Linked DNA regions of Homo sapiens: region 1 is linked to region 2. Evidence: read pairs that join two places in POLR2A ChIA-PET (ENCODE). Cell type or tissue: PC-9. All regions are shown on one strand. Each heading gives the region's core, and the rest is flanking DNA. Links, peaks and the distances in the headings are about the cores only. Region 1 overlaps WWC1 (WW and C2 domain containing 1). Region 2 overlaps WWC1 (WW and C2 domain containing 1).

The links. ChIA-PET counts read pairs that join two places held together with the same protein. Peaks named below come from ENCODE experiments on the same cell type or tissue, not always from the same donor. Only the 100,000 strongest peaks of a DNase experiment are listed, where the experiment ranks them.
Region 1: POLR2A ChIA-PET joins it to region 2 with 11 read pairs; 9 of 35 experiments call an interaction of 5 or more read pairs at or near these places.

What each region holds. Positions count from the first base shown.
Region 1 is chr5:168,362,852-168,369,308 of GRCh38, forward strand. All of the region lies in intron 1 of WWC1 (WW and C2 domain containing 1), which reads left to right. Among named protein-coding and RNA genes, the nearest start is that of WWC1, 74 kb to the left of the region's middle. RefSeq lists an enhancer at 2,268-2,801. In PC-9, for the core only: a CTCF peak has its summit at 2,881; DNase peaks (open chromatin) are centred at 2,340, 2,930 and 3,500; H3K4me3 peaks cover 1,922 bases; H3K27ac peaks cover 2,500 bases.
Region 2 is chr5:168,299,247-168,305,703 of GRCh38, forward strand. The region is part of intron 1 of WWC1 (WW and C2 domain containing 1); the gene reads left to right. Among named protein-coding and RNA genes, the nearest start is that of WWC1, 11 kb to the left of the region's middle. In PC-9, for the core only: no CTCF peak of the experiment used is centred there; DNase peaks (open chromatin) are centred at 1,715 and 2,745; H3K27ac peaks cover 2,337 bases.

The DNA of each region.
Region 1 (6,457 bases), core at 1,527-4,026, 63 kb after region 2:
AGGTGAGCCACTGGTTTGTGGGGGCCTAGTCTGAAGGTAGGGAGGGTTTGGGGTGGAGGAACCGTCTGGAATCTCCCCTCCAGCCCTCCCTCCTCTTCTTTTTTCTATAAAAGAATTTTAGGATGGGAATAACTAGGCCAAGAAAACTTCTGGGTAAGCCAGCCCAAACAGAGTAGGGAAACAAGGAGATCTAAGGGTGGAAAAGCCAGAATTTTGAGACAGGTGTTCGGAGGGTAGAGAACAAGAGGAAGGGAAGTGTTTACGAGAAGAAGAACTTGGGAATTCCAGGTATAAATGCCTCCTCCTTCAGAGAGCAGATTTTGAGAACCAAATCCAATTCAGCTACTGTCTCCTACCTTCTCCCATTTAACTTTCTAAAAAGAGAGAGGAAGCCAGGTGTGGTGGCTCACACCTGTAATCCCAGAATTTTGGGAGGCCGAGGCAGGAGGATCACTTGAGGTCAGGAGTTTGAGACCAGACTGACAAACATGGGGAAATCCCGCCTCTACTAAAAGTACAAAAATTAGCCCGGCATGGTGGCGGGCACCTGTAGTCCCAGCTACTCAGGAGGCTGAGGCAGGAAAATCACTTGAACCCTGGGAGGTAGAGATTGCAGTGAGCTTAGATCACGCCACTGTACTCCAGCCTGGGTGACAGAGCCAGACTCTGTCTCAAAAAAAAAAAAAAAAAAAAAAAGATGGTTTAAGCAGTCCCAGCTCCTCCAGGAAGGGAGGTGATAGAATACAGTGCAAGGTTTATTAGCTGTGCAAGCCAGGACAATTATTTTGCTTCAGTTTCCCCATCATGAAAATCGGGGTATAAAACCTAACTCATCCTAACAGCCAATGTAGATTGAACCCTGAATGCCATGTGGTCAGCACAGCCCATTTTAACGCAGCGGTGACTTTGAGCACCCCCATCTTATGGATGAGGAAACAAAGCCACACAGGTTAGAGTTCATGCCCAAGGGGACAGAGCTAATGAGTGACAGTGCCTGCATTGGGACCCAGATGGCTGACTCCAGACTTGTGAGTTTTAACCACCACCGTGTATCTCTTAGGGTGAAGACTGATAATGGTGGGTGTGGTGATGGTGGTGATGATAGCTCACGTGTTAAGGATTTGAGATAAAGGGTGATGTGATTCTTCACAACGCGCAGAACTCTCTGATTATGTTTGCAACCCACATTTATCAAGGGCTTGTCTTGTGCCAGTCCCGGCACTAGATACTGTATAGGTTATCTCATTTAATCCCCACAACACCCTTATGAGAGTGGGCCTTCCTGTGTAAGTTTCACAGAGAAGAAAACTCCTCTCAAGCAGGTTACATAACCCACCTACAGTTCTGGAAGAGGTGGAGCCTGGGTTTCAGCCTCGCATCCCATTCCTGAGCCTTTGTGGGTAACATCTACCCTGCCTCCTCCTTAACCATGGAGCTGACCACAGCTCTTTCCTCCTCCCCTCCCCAGCCCTCCCTGACTACACCCCATTGCTGCATTCTCTCCCTGCCCATGGCCCGTTGGCCTTTCGCGTCTATACTGCTGACGTAGCACCTTATTAAATATCCCTGCATCCTCTAATTACCTGTGGCTCAGGCCGCGGGTAGCGTTACAGCCACATACACTCCCATGGAATGTTGTGGGGATGACTCCCTGCCTGTTTGGAGTGTGAGTCTTGTTCCCCGGCCAGACCCTCTGCCCCTGGAAGCAGAAACATGGCTTCTTCAAGCGTCTGAGCCCTCGTAGTGCCTAGCATGGGCCTGGAGTGCCATACTCACTTGATAAATGCTTGTTGCTTGGTGGATTGATTGAAATGAGGGTGGAAGGATGAGAGTGGAGGGTGAGGCAGAGAGTGTCTCTGGGTCACCCTCCAGCTCAACACAAGGGCAGTGGTCAGAGGAATAATCCAAAGTGCATACCCAGGCCCCAGAGCCGCCAAAGCTGACCTCCGCCTCCACTTCACCTGAATAGCATGGATCTCTCTGAAATGGCCCTCTTGATTTGCTTCTGGCTGGGGTGCATCTCGCCCTCTAGACTGTAAGGGCAGGGCCCTATCTGTCTCTTTCCTCTGTAGCTGGTGTTAACGAAGGCTCTGCTGTGTGTCATGTGCTCAGCTCTCCTAACAAACTTGAGAGATGGTTATTTTTATCATGCCCAGATTTGTTAGACAATGAGTAAAAGAGTCTGAACCAAACTGAATTAAAGGAAGAAGGACTTCAAACGTTGCCTTTCTTCCTGTTCATTCTGGCCTCCCCGGAGCTAAAGGTGAAGGGACTGCTTAGAAATGGTGTTCTGCAGCAGCCCCAGGTGAAGGAGCATTATCAGGAATTGTGCAACCTTAGCTATGGGAACTATGCGTGTGAAACAGCCCAGGGCGGGAAGAACCAGCCTGGCCATTGTGCCTGGGCTGGGGAGGAGAGGTTCGGCTGAAAGTTTGGACAGTTCTTGGCTTGGAGTCTGGAGGGCCCTTTAGAAAGTGATCCCGCCCAGCCAGCCCTCAGAGAGAGCAGGCCAGCATCCTGCTGGACGGTAATAAAGAGGTTACTGTGGGAAGCTGGGACTTGCTTGGGAAACACTAGGAACATGAAAGATAGGGTATGCATTCTTCAGTCCCGAGAGAATCACCACCCAGTATTAAACTTGGCAGAAGGCTTTCCTCTCCTCCTCTGAGCTGCCTCCTTAGAAAAGGCACATTGTCAGAATGCCGAATGCCCACCGTGGTCTCATGTCCTCACAGCCCGTAGGAAAGTAACTACCAGTTACCCACTGGTGGTTGCCCCTGAGAGGAGGGTAAGGGAGGCTTCCAGCCCCCGGGGTGGCTCTCCCCGACAGGTGTGCCTGTGTGCTGTTTGTAGGGTGCTCCTGGCAGAACCTACCTGTCTCCACAGCGACACATCTGGCCGTTTTTCCAGGAGGGCCTGTTGAGAAACATTCAGGAATGTTTGTGCTCCTTTAGAGATTTGTAATTAAGAAGAGGCAGAACTCGTTCTTGTCTGGCACCCTCCCTTCTTGCCCCTCCAGCATCTGGGTCATTTGATTTCACAATTGGGGTTTTCGGCAGCCCGAGTTGTGGAGGCTGGAAGCAGGGACCGACTGAACCAGGCTGGATGGTGGTGAATTGCTTCACCCGAGGGTGGGGGCTGGGAGTTCCAGGCAGGCCCCCAAGTCCTGGCCACATCTGAAAGTGGACATTTCTTCCCAGGTTGCATCCTTAGCACTTGCCCAAGGTGAAACATTTCAGGCCAGTGGAGCACCCACAGTTCCTGGGGGACGGGGGGTGGCTGGTTTAAATGGACAATTCCTCTCCTTAACTGCCAGGAAGAGTGAGTGTGTGCATGTATGTATGTGTGAGTGTGTCTGTTTAAATCTTTGTGCAGCCAAAAACACATCTCTTCATCCTGAATGACACATCTCTACACACTGAATAATTCATCTCCCTCTTGGCATTTGTTCCGGAGAGAATCTTGCTGTCCAGATTTCTTGTAAGTTGCATAGCCTTCCATAGGCACTTCCTTGTTTCCCATGGAAGAGCTCTGGGAGTCAGGATATCAGTCAGTCAGCCCTCTGGCATTTCCCCTGTGATCGCATCAAAGGGGAATGAGAATATCAAACCCAAAGTGTTTCTCTCTCCTTTGCCCTCTCCTTCTAGCTTTGGGTCCTCTTGCCTCCCTCTGCTTTATTTCTCTTGGGCACAGTGTCTGTGTTCACTGCAAGTGGAATCAGCATTGTGTCCTGGTAGGGTATCCACATGTCTGTCACATTACTGATGCTTGGAGCGAATAAATGTATTTGGCTCTGACATCTCAACGTGTAAGGCTGGAACAATCAGTGGAGTTAATGGTTTTCCAGATAGTGACACATTTTCGGGGTTTCAGTCCCGTCCTCCTAACCCCATCTCCATCCTCACACCCAGCAAGCTCAGTAAATCATTTGTATTAATGACTTTGAAACACTTTTTTTTTTTTTTTTTTTTTTTTTGAGATGGAATCTTGCTCTGGAGTGCAGTGGTGTGATCTCAGCTCACTGCAGCCTCCGCCTCCCAGGTTCAAGCGATTCTCCTGGCTCAGCCTCCCGAGTAGCTGGGATTACAAGTGCCTGCCACCATGCCCAGCTAATTTTTGTATTTTTAATAGAGATGGAGTTTCACCATGTTTGCCAGGCTGGTCTTGAACTCCTGACCTCGGGTGATCCACCCGCCTCAGCCTCCCAAATGCTGAGATTACAGGTGTGAGCCACTGCACCCAGCCGACTTTGAAACACTTAATTGCCTCTTTATTAAGCAGCCATGGATTTCCCAGGTCTATTGAATATCCTTGCACCAACACATAGATAACTGAAGGTCCCAAATATGCTAAAGCCCCCATGCCTTTTGCCTGCTTCAGATGTCCCTCTTGTCTCATTTCACCTTCTGTATCTCTAGCACAGCTTGCTCTGTGTTCCAGATTGTTCTGAGACTCACCCTTCGTCTTGTTATTTTTTATTTATTTACTTATTTATTTTGAGACGGAGTCTTGCTCTGTCCCCCAGGCTGGAGTGCAGTGGCGGGATCTCGGCTCACTGCAAGCTCCGCCTCCCGGGTTCACGCCATTCTCCTGCCTCAGCCTCCCGAGTAGCTGGGACTACAGGCGCCCGCCACTGCGCCCGGCTAATTTTTTGTATTTTTAGTAGAGAAGGGGTTTCACCGTGGTCTCGATCTCCTGACCTCGTGATCCGCCCGCCTCGGCCTCCCAAAGTGCTGGGATTACAGGCATGAGCCACTGCGCCTGGCCCAGTCTTGTTAATTTTTATTAGCAGAGCTCGAGTTTTGGAATCTGGCAGTGGAACTTCAGGTTATACCTGTGGTGTTTACTAACTGTGTGATGCCGAGCATGTTTTCTTATTTGCAAAACAGAGTAAGAGCACCTGCTACCTGGAAAGGGAATGTCACATACACAGCTTGCTTTCTAGGCCTAGAGTTAGCCCTTATTCAACATTTTAGTTATGATTAATATATGAACACAACAAATAAATTAATAAAAAAAAAGAAAGAGAAGAAATAAAATTACACTGAAATCCCTATATTCAGATAGCGTTTCAATCTGTGTCTTTCCAGTTTCTTTACTAACACACACACACACACTCTCTTCAGGCAAAATGTCATACTGTAACAGTATCCTGTAGCTTTTATCTTTGAACAGTGTTGTTTTTCTCAGAGTATATTGAGAGCATCTTTCATGTTAGCAAAATAAAGAACACTTCATCTTTTTTTTTTTTTTTTTGAGACGGAGTTTTGTTCTTGTTACCCAGGCTGGAGTGCAACGGCACGATCTCGGCTCATCGCAACCTCCACCTCCCGGGTTCAAGTGCTTCTCCTGCCTCTGCCTCCCAAGTAGCTGGGATTACAGGTGTAAGCCACCACACCTGGCCAGAACACTTCATCTTTTTTGGTTGTTCCTACATATTCATTACATTATTCACCCATTGCACAAATATTTATTGAGCACCAATTATGCCAGACACAGGATTCTGTAGCTTGGATGCACCACTGATTAAAATCACTTAATTAATCTCCAAGGAGGAATTTTGAAAAGTGATGATCTATACGCAGAAACAGGGGAGCTGTTGGGAAGGGGACGTATCTTCTTGGTTTTCTGGGTTGCAAACTGTCTATATAAGATTCATACCTCTTCTGGTAGGTGGGACTTCTCTGGGCACAGTGCAGGTGGAGGAATGAGCCAGAATGATCTCTCTGGTGGCCTGACCATGCCTGTTTCCCCACAGATTGACCTGTCATCAGCCATGGAGTCACTCCCCATGGAAGGCATACCTGCGTGTGGAGCTTTCCTTCAGAGCCCCTTTCAAGGCTTTGTTAGATGAGGTGATGTTAGATGAGGCTTTGCTCTTGGTTGCTGGTCTTCATTCTCCATAAGGAAGAGGGAACAAACCACTTAAAAAACTTTAAGCAAGACACTGAGAGAAGTGGCCTTTTGTTTCTGACATCTGGCAGGGCATGGAGGGTGGTGGCGGGTGGCCTGGAGACGGCTTTGGGGAAACTTCATCCAGGTCGTTTGGAGCAGATGCTCCTGAACCAAGTGCATCCTGAGCTGAGGGAAGTCCCCATCACCTGTGTCTACCCCATTTTCCCTCCTTCTACTCCAAAATGGTAGTTTGTGTTTTCCCGTGGGGCTTAGGAGATGCAATGAAGGTGTCAGCTTTCAAGATAATCTGGTAGCTCCCTGCAGGGGCCCTAGAGACCAGCCATCTTGCTTGAAATCCCAGCTTTGTCTTTGACATTGAGAATGTTATTTAGTCTTTCTTAGCCTCAGTTTCTCCTTCTGGTAAATGGAGGTAAGGATAACTAATGATTTTTGAGTGCCCATTCACACTAGCACCTGTGCTAAAAGTACTCACAAACATGGCCTTATTTAACCCACCCAACAAATGGAGAGTTAGTACTGTCCTCATTATACAGATAAGAAT
Region 2 (6,457 bases), core at 1,667-4,166:
TTGACAGCTGGGCTTGAGAGTTACCATTTATTCTTAAAATGGGTGAACCTGATGTGGATCTCAGGGAGAGACTTTGCTAAGGAGCCTTAACCAGAGAAGCCAGTGAGATCCTCATGGCAGCTTAGGAGACTGTTTGGCATAAACTCCACCTTCTGGGAGCAGCTGGCTAACCAGAGCTTTGGGGATGGGAGAAGAGAGAGAGATGGAGGCAGAGGGACTCTTTGAAGGATGCAGTGTGTACAAGGAGTTCACAGTCCTTTCCAAGTCGCTTGGGTAAATGCTCCCAACAGCCAGGGAATGAGTAGCCAAGGCCGTTCCTCTCTGTCGCCATCCCTCCCCCTCCCGGGGAGAGGGCTTATCCAAACTGACCCAATTTTCCAATTCCCTGGGGTCCCAGATTGCTGTGAGAAGAACACTGCCCTTTTGAAGGGAAGAGAATCAGGTTGCCTTAGTTACCTGGAAGGTTGGCACGCCAAGTTCAGGTGCACGTAAGGAGAAACAGGGCTAGAATAAGTGTGAGTCGAAGGTGGCCACCGTCTTGCTGCACGGTTCCCTCAGTGGCAGAAGCCTTGATCAGGCTTCAGTGGCACTTGCAGGGAATGCCGACCTAATGTCAGGTGGCTGTCCATGACGTGTATCAGGAGCTCTCTCCAGCCACATGTGGTGCTAGGTGATGAGGCTCTGCAGCCTCCAGTTCAGCAAGGGGCCCTGGATAAGAGGAATCCACTTCACTTGGAGAAGTGGCCTGGTGACATCCCTATCACCAGCTCCTCGCTATTTGCTAAGGGAAGCACCTCCACTTGGACAGGGCTGAGGGCTAGATCTGGGCAAAAAACTCCCGTCTTGCCTCTCCCAGCATGGAGATGGCCAGCTGGCTGCACACCTTTAGGTAGAACAGCAAAGGTTCAGTTGCTGCTGCCTCGAATCCGTTTCAGAGTGAGATAAAGAAAGAGAAAACTAAGAAACTGGATACAGTGACATTTTGTTATTAGACCTTCCCCAGCAGGCCATTTAGCCTTTAGTTCCTGAGCAGAAAAATAATAATGGGGTGGCGGGAGGAGGGGGCAGGCGTTCACTGTTGTGTGCGGAGAATATTCTCTAAAGATGCAGGATGGGGAAGAGGGGGTGGAGCAGAGAGTGGGGAGGAGGGAAAGAAAAAGGACAAGTGTGGTGGGTCACATGCCCATTCTCCCCACCCCCCACCCCTTGCCAGTTGCCTGCTCAATGCTTCTACCCATGACATCTCACTGTTGGGAAGAAATGAGATCTTTCAGTTTCAAATGTCTGCCAAAGAAAAGGGACGGAGGCTTAAGTTCTCACTCAATGGTCAGCCAGAAAAAAAAAAAAAAATGAAGCTGCATCAAGATTAGGGACACCTTTGTTGGCTTTTTTTTTCTTCTCTTGCTCCATTCATCACTCTCTGGCAGCGAGGACACCAGGCCAACTGCAGCTGCTGACTTTCCCCAGTCGGCTGCCTGCTGTTGCCCAGGCCTGTTTTGGTAGCAACCCCCACACTGGCTTCCTCCCCGCCCAGTGGTGGTTACTTGTTGGATTCGTCCCTGGGGTAGCCCCTGGGATCCACTGACGGGTAACAGACTTGGAAGGATAAAATGTCAAGATGCAGGCATCAGGTGGCTGCTAGGATGAGATGACCCTGGGACAGCCTTCCAGTCCTACATCTGTCGTGGCTTTTCTTGGAGAGTCGGGCTGTGAGCATTTCACTGTATTCCAGGAATTTCTTCTAAGTGCATTGTTTGTCTTTGTATCACTAACAGTGAGAACAATAACTGGCACCTGGTGATAATGGTGATAAATAATCATGATTGTCTTTAAAGATCCTTATCCATTGTCTGTCACGTGCCAAACACTATTGCTCATCATATTTTTATGGCATTTTGCAAATGAGGAAACTGAGGCCGAGAGACAAGTCAAGTGACAAGCTCATTTTTCCACTATGGAAAAAAATGTGTATGTGTTTGTTGTTCCACCCAAACATGGGATTGCATACCACACGATTCACGATTCCCTGTAGTAGATAAGCTCTCCATAAAGATCATTAGAGGACACTGAGTCAAGTCTGGCTTTGTCACTTTAAAATAGTAAGTGGGACTGGGTGCAGTGGCTGACACCTGTAATTCCAGCACTTTGGGAGGCCAAGGTGGGTGGATCACCTGAGGTCAGAAGTTCAAGACCACCCTGGTCAACATGGTGAAACACCATCTCTACTAAATATACAAAAAAATTAGCCAGGCGTGGTAGCAGGCGCCTGTAATCCCAGCTACTCGGGAGGCTGAGGCAGGAGAGTCGCTTGAACCTGGGAGACGGAGGTTGCAGTGAGTCGAGATTGTGCTATTGCACTCCAGCCTGGGCAACAAGAGCAAAACTTCGTCTCAAAAAAAAAAAAAAAAAGTAAGTGACCTTGAACCAGTTCCTTCTCAGCTATAAAACAAGGATAAGAATAGAACCTACCTACCCCTGAGAGTCATGGTGAGGATATGACATCCAACATAGAAAGTCTTAGCGCCTATCATGCCTTCATATGGGAGCCCTTTCCAGTTAGGCCAACCTACCCTCCTGTGCATTGGTAACGGTAGAGGAACTAAAACCCCTGTTTCTTCCTTGCCAACTCAGGTCTCTTCCTGGCGGGCCATGGCTCACCTGAGCCACACTGACATTAGAGCTCGCAAACCACCTTGGCAGCACTCATTATATGAATCAGTAAACTCCCCTCCTCCCCCAGTCTTATCAGGGGCAAGCCCTTCTTTGGAATTTCTGGAGTGAAGCGACTCTTGCCAGTGAGCTGGCACCAGGGCTGTGTGTGAATCAGGGTAATGAATTGCAGTTGTCATGGCAGAGCTAAAAAGGCTGATGCAGGAACTGGAGGTCTCTGGAACTCATTTGTAACTGCTTTGATATCATGTCCCCTCACTCAGTCTTCCCTTTTGCGCTGTTTGAGAGCTGTTTGAGGACCTGCTGATTTGAGCATGGTGGTGTTGCAGGAAGGGCATTGGCATTTATCACGTCCCACCCAGCGGGGGGTTGGCCATTCACTCAGCAGGTATTTATGGAGTGCCTACTGTGCTCAGACTCTGTTGCCAGAGCGGAGGATCAGAGCAAAGTCCCTGCTGCAATGGGGTGTGCACGCGGGGGATGGAGACTGGGAAATAGTTAAATAGATAAATCGCATTATGACTGGGGGTTTGATGTTCTCTAGAGCTCTTTTAGGAAGGTGGAGGGACAGACCTGGTGACACCTGTCGACAGTGGTGGTGCGGACCTAGATTTGAAGCCGGGAGACCTTGAGGCCTTTAGTAGGATGTTATCAAGAGCCTATTGTGGTGAGGTGGGCTAATTGCTGGGAGTGCAATGGTGATACACAATAGAGTCTCCAACTCGTAGAATTTACTACAAATTAGTGAGAGGCACAGCTAGTCAAGGAGCTGTGCAAATATAGTAGAAATACCAGGCTCTCTGAGTCTGTTTTTCTTCCTCTCCTGTTTCATCTGGACACGTTCAGTCATTTAACAAATATTTGTTGGATAGTGTACCTGTAATATGCCAGGCATTGTTTTGGCACTGGGGGTTCAGCAGGGATTAAACCAACAAAAATCCTTGTCCTCATGGAGCTTACTTTCAAATGCAGTGTTTGTCAAACTTGAGGAAACATCAGAACCACCTGGAGGTCTTGTTAAATACTCAGTTTGAGTCAGTGGATCTGGATGGGGCCCAAGAATGTGCATTTCCTGCAGGTCCCCAGATGATGATGCTGGCTTGACCCAACTCATACCAACCAACTAATACACTGACTCATTGACTCCTTATAATAACCTAGGAGAGGGTACTCAATTATCCCCGTTTTGCAGACAAGGAAACTGAAGACAAACGAAGTAACTTCGTCCTCCCTATGCTAAGAGGGCTAAAGAAAATGGTCTCATGAGCCAACACTGTCTACCTGCATCACTGTGATTATGAGGACCATATATCATGTTCTTTTGTTTTGCTGACCAAAGCCTGACCAGTAGCAAAATCCTGTGGGTTTTTCTTGTTCATTAAGAAATAAGGCACAGGAGGCCAGGTGTGGCAGCTCACACCTATAATCCTAGCACTTTGGGAGTCTGATACAGGAGGATAGTTTGAGCCCAGGAGTTTGAGACCAGCCTGGACAAGAAAGTGGGATCTCACTTTCTTGCCCATCTCTACAAACATTCAAAAAATGAGCTGGGCATGGTGGTCCACACCTATAGTCCCAACTACACCAGAGGCTAAGGTGGGAGGATCGCTTGATCTCAAGAGGTCAAGGCTGCAGTGAGCCATGTTTACATCATTGCAGTCCAGCCTGGGTGACAGAGTGAGATCATCTCAAGAAGAAAGCAGGCAAGCAAGGGGAAGCAGCCAATCTAAGGGGATTCCAGAAGACCGAAGGGACTTCTCTTTCATTAGAATGTATAGAATTTGTATTTTCATGGCCACAGCAGGATCAGAGGAAATTGCCCTCCCTGTTTCTCAGTGGAACTGAGCCAGGACTCCCCTGCGCTGAGCTGCTCGGGAGAGGAAGGGTCCCTGGGCTCCTTCACCCCAGGGGACTTTCCCTACTTCAACTCCAGGAAGTGCAGGGAGGTGGTTTTGAGGAAAAGCAAATCCCTCCTCTCATGGAATCCTCACTTCAGCCCTCTAGGGAGGCCTTATCCACCGCTATTCCCCTAGACCACTGCTTCAGCTTTACATACCTTTGTCACTTGCTGGTTCTGTGACCTTGGTCAAAGTTACTTATATCTTTTTGAGCCTTCATTTCTTCACCGGCAAAATGAGAATAAATTAGAATCCATCTCATAGAGTTAGTAATAATCACATTAGACATCTCTCATTATATTCAAGTTCCACTGACCAGGCAGTTCTAATGGCAGCCATTACAGTCCCCATAATATATTTGATAACTTTCTCTATAGTTACAGAGTTACTGCTCAATTCGTTTATTTTGAGGACCAGATTTTTTGGATGTAAACCACTTCTTGTTTCTCTCTGAGCAAAATGTCCCCTGGAAAAACTGGTCATGCCTAAGAAGATAGACTTCTTCCTAGTAGACAATGACTTTTGCTGGACAGGAATATTAAGAAGTGTCTTAATAGCTCAAGGAGTTTCAAAACAAATGTAAGTGGTTTATTTCTATTGCTGATATAAAACAAACATTTACCAGCAGCCAGTGGAGGACCTTGGGTTTTTCTTCAGCCTCTTCACTGGTCACGAGGCCCTCTAAGGTTTTTGCCCTCGTACAATGGTTCTTCAGTGTGGCTCCAGACCAGTATATCAGCTTCACCTGAGAACCTGTTAGAAACACATTCTCATGTCCCATGTCAGACCAACTGAATCAGAAACTCTGGGGGTACAGCTCAGCAATCTGGGTTTTCATGAGCTCTCTGGGTAACTCTGCTGCCCACTCAAGTCTGTAAACCACTGGCTAAGTGCACCCAGAAAGACCTGAGATATTTTGTTAGTGGTTGAATGGCAGACGCTGGCCAGGATTGCAGAATCGCCTGAGCACAGGTGCACACAGCCAGTTGAAATGGTCTTAATTAGCTTATGAACTTTTTTTTTTTTTTTTTGAGGTGGAGTCTCACTCTCACCCAGGTTGGAGTGCAATGGTGCGACTTCAGTTCACCGCAACATTTGCCTCCTGGGTTCAAATGATTCTCCTGCCTCGGCTTCCCGAGTAGCTGGGATTACAGGCATGTGCCACCATGCCCAGCTAATTTTGTATTTTTAGTAGAGACAGGGTTTCTCCATGTTGGTCAGGCTGGTCTCGAACTCCCAACCTCAGGTGATCCACCCGCCTCAGCCTCCCAAATGCTGGAATTACAGGCATGAGCCACTGTGCCTGGCCCAGTATTTTTTTTTTTTTTTTTTTAGTAGAGATGGAGTTTTGCCATGTTGGCCAGTCTGGTCTCAAACTCCTGACCTCAGGTGATCTGCCTGCCTTGGCCTCCCAAAGTGTTGGGATTACAGGCATGAGCCACTGCGCCTGGCCAACTTAGGAACATTTTTAATATCATTCCCAAATCCTTGCTGGCCACTCTGAACCTCCACACTCCCTTCTCCAGGCCCTCACCATCGCCTCACGTCTTCTTGGCATTAAGATTCAGCTTACAAATGAAGTTTAGAAACACCTTCCCCACCTCCCCAGCCCAGGCTCCATAGCATCCTGTGCCGTAATAGAATGGCATAATTTCCTGCGTCTTTTCTATTCTTGGTTAATGGATAGCTCAGTGGCTGGCATGCAGTAGAAGCACATTAAGCCAGGGTTGAATGCTCCCCGGGTCCGGAGTTTTGGATTCTGTTTCTGGCCCTTCCTCTTAGCAGCAAACCACTTAACCTTCCTGAGCCCTGGTTTCCTTAGCTCTGCAATGGACGAATAAGGAGTCTTGATCTCCTTTCTACAAGGAGATGAGGAGGTGTCTTTGGAG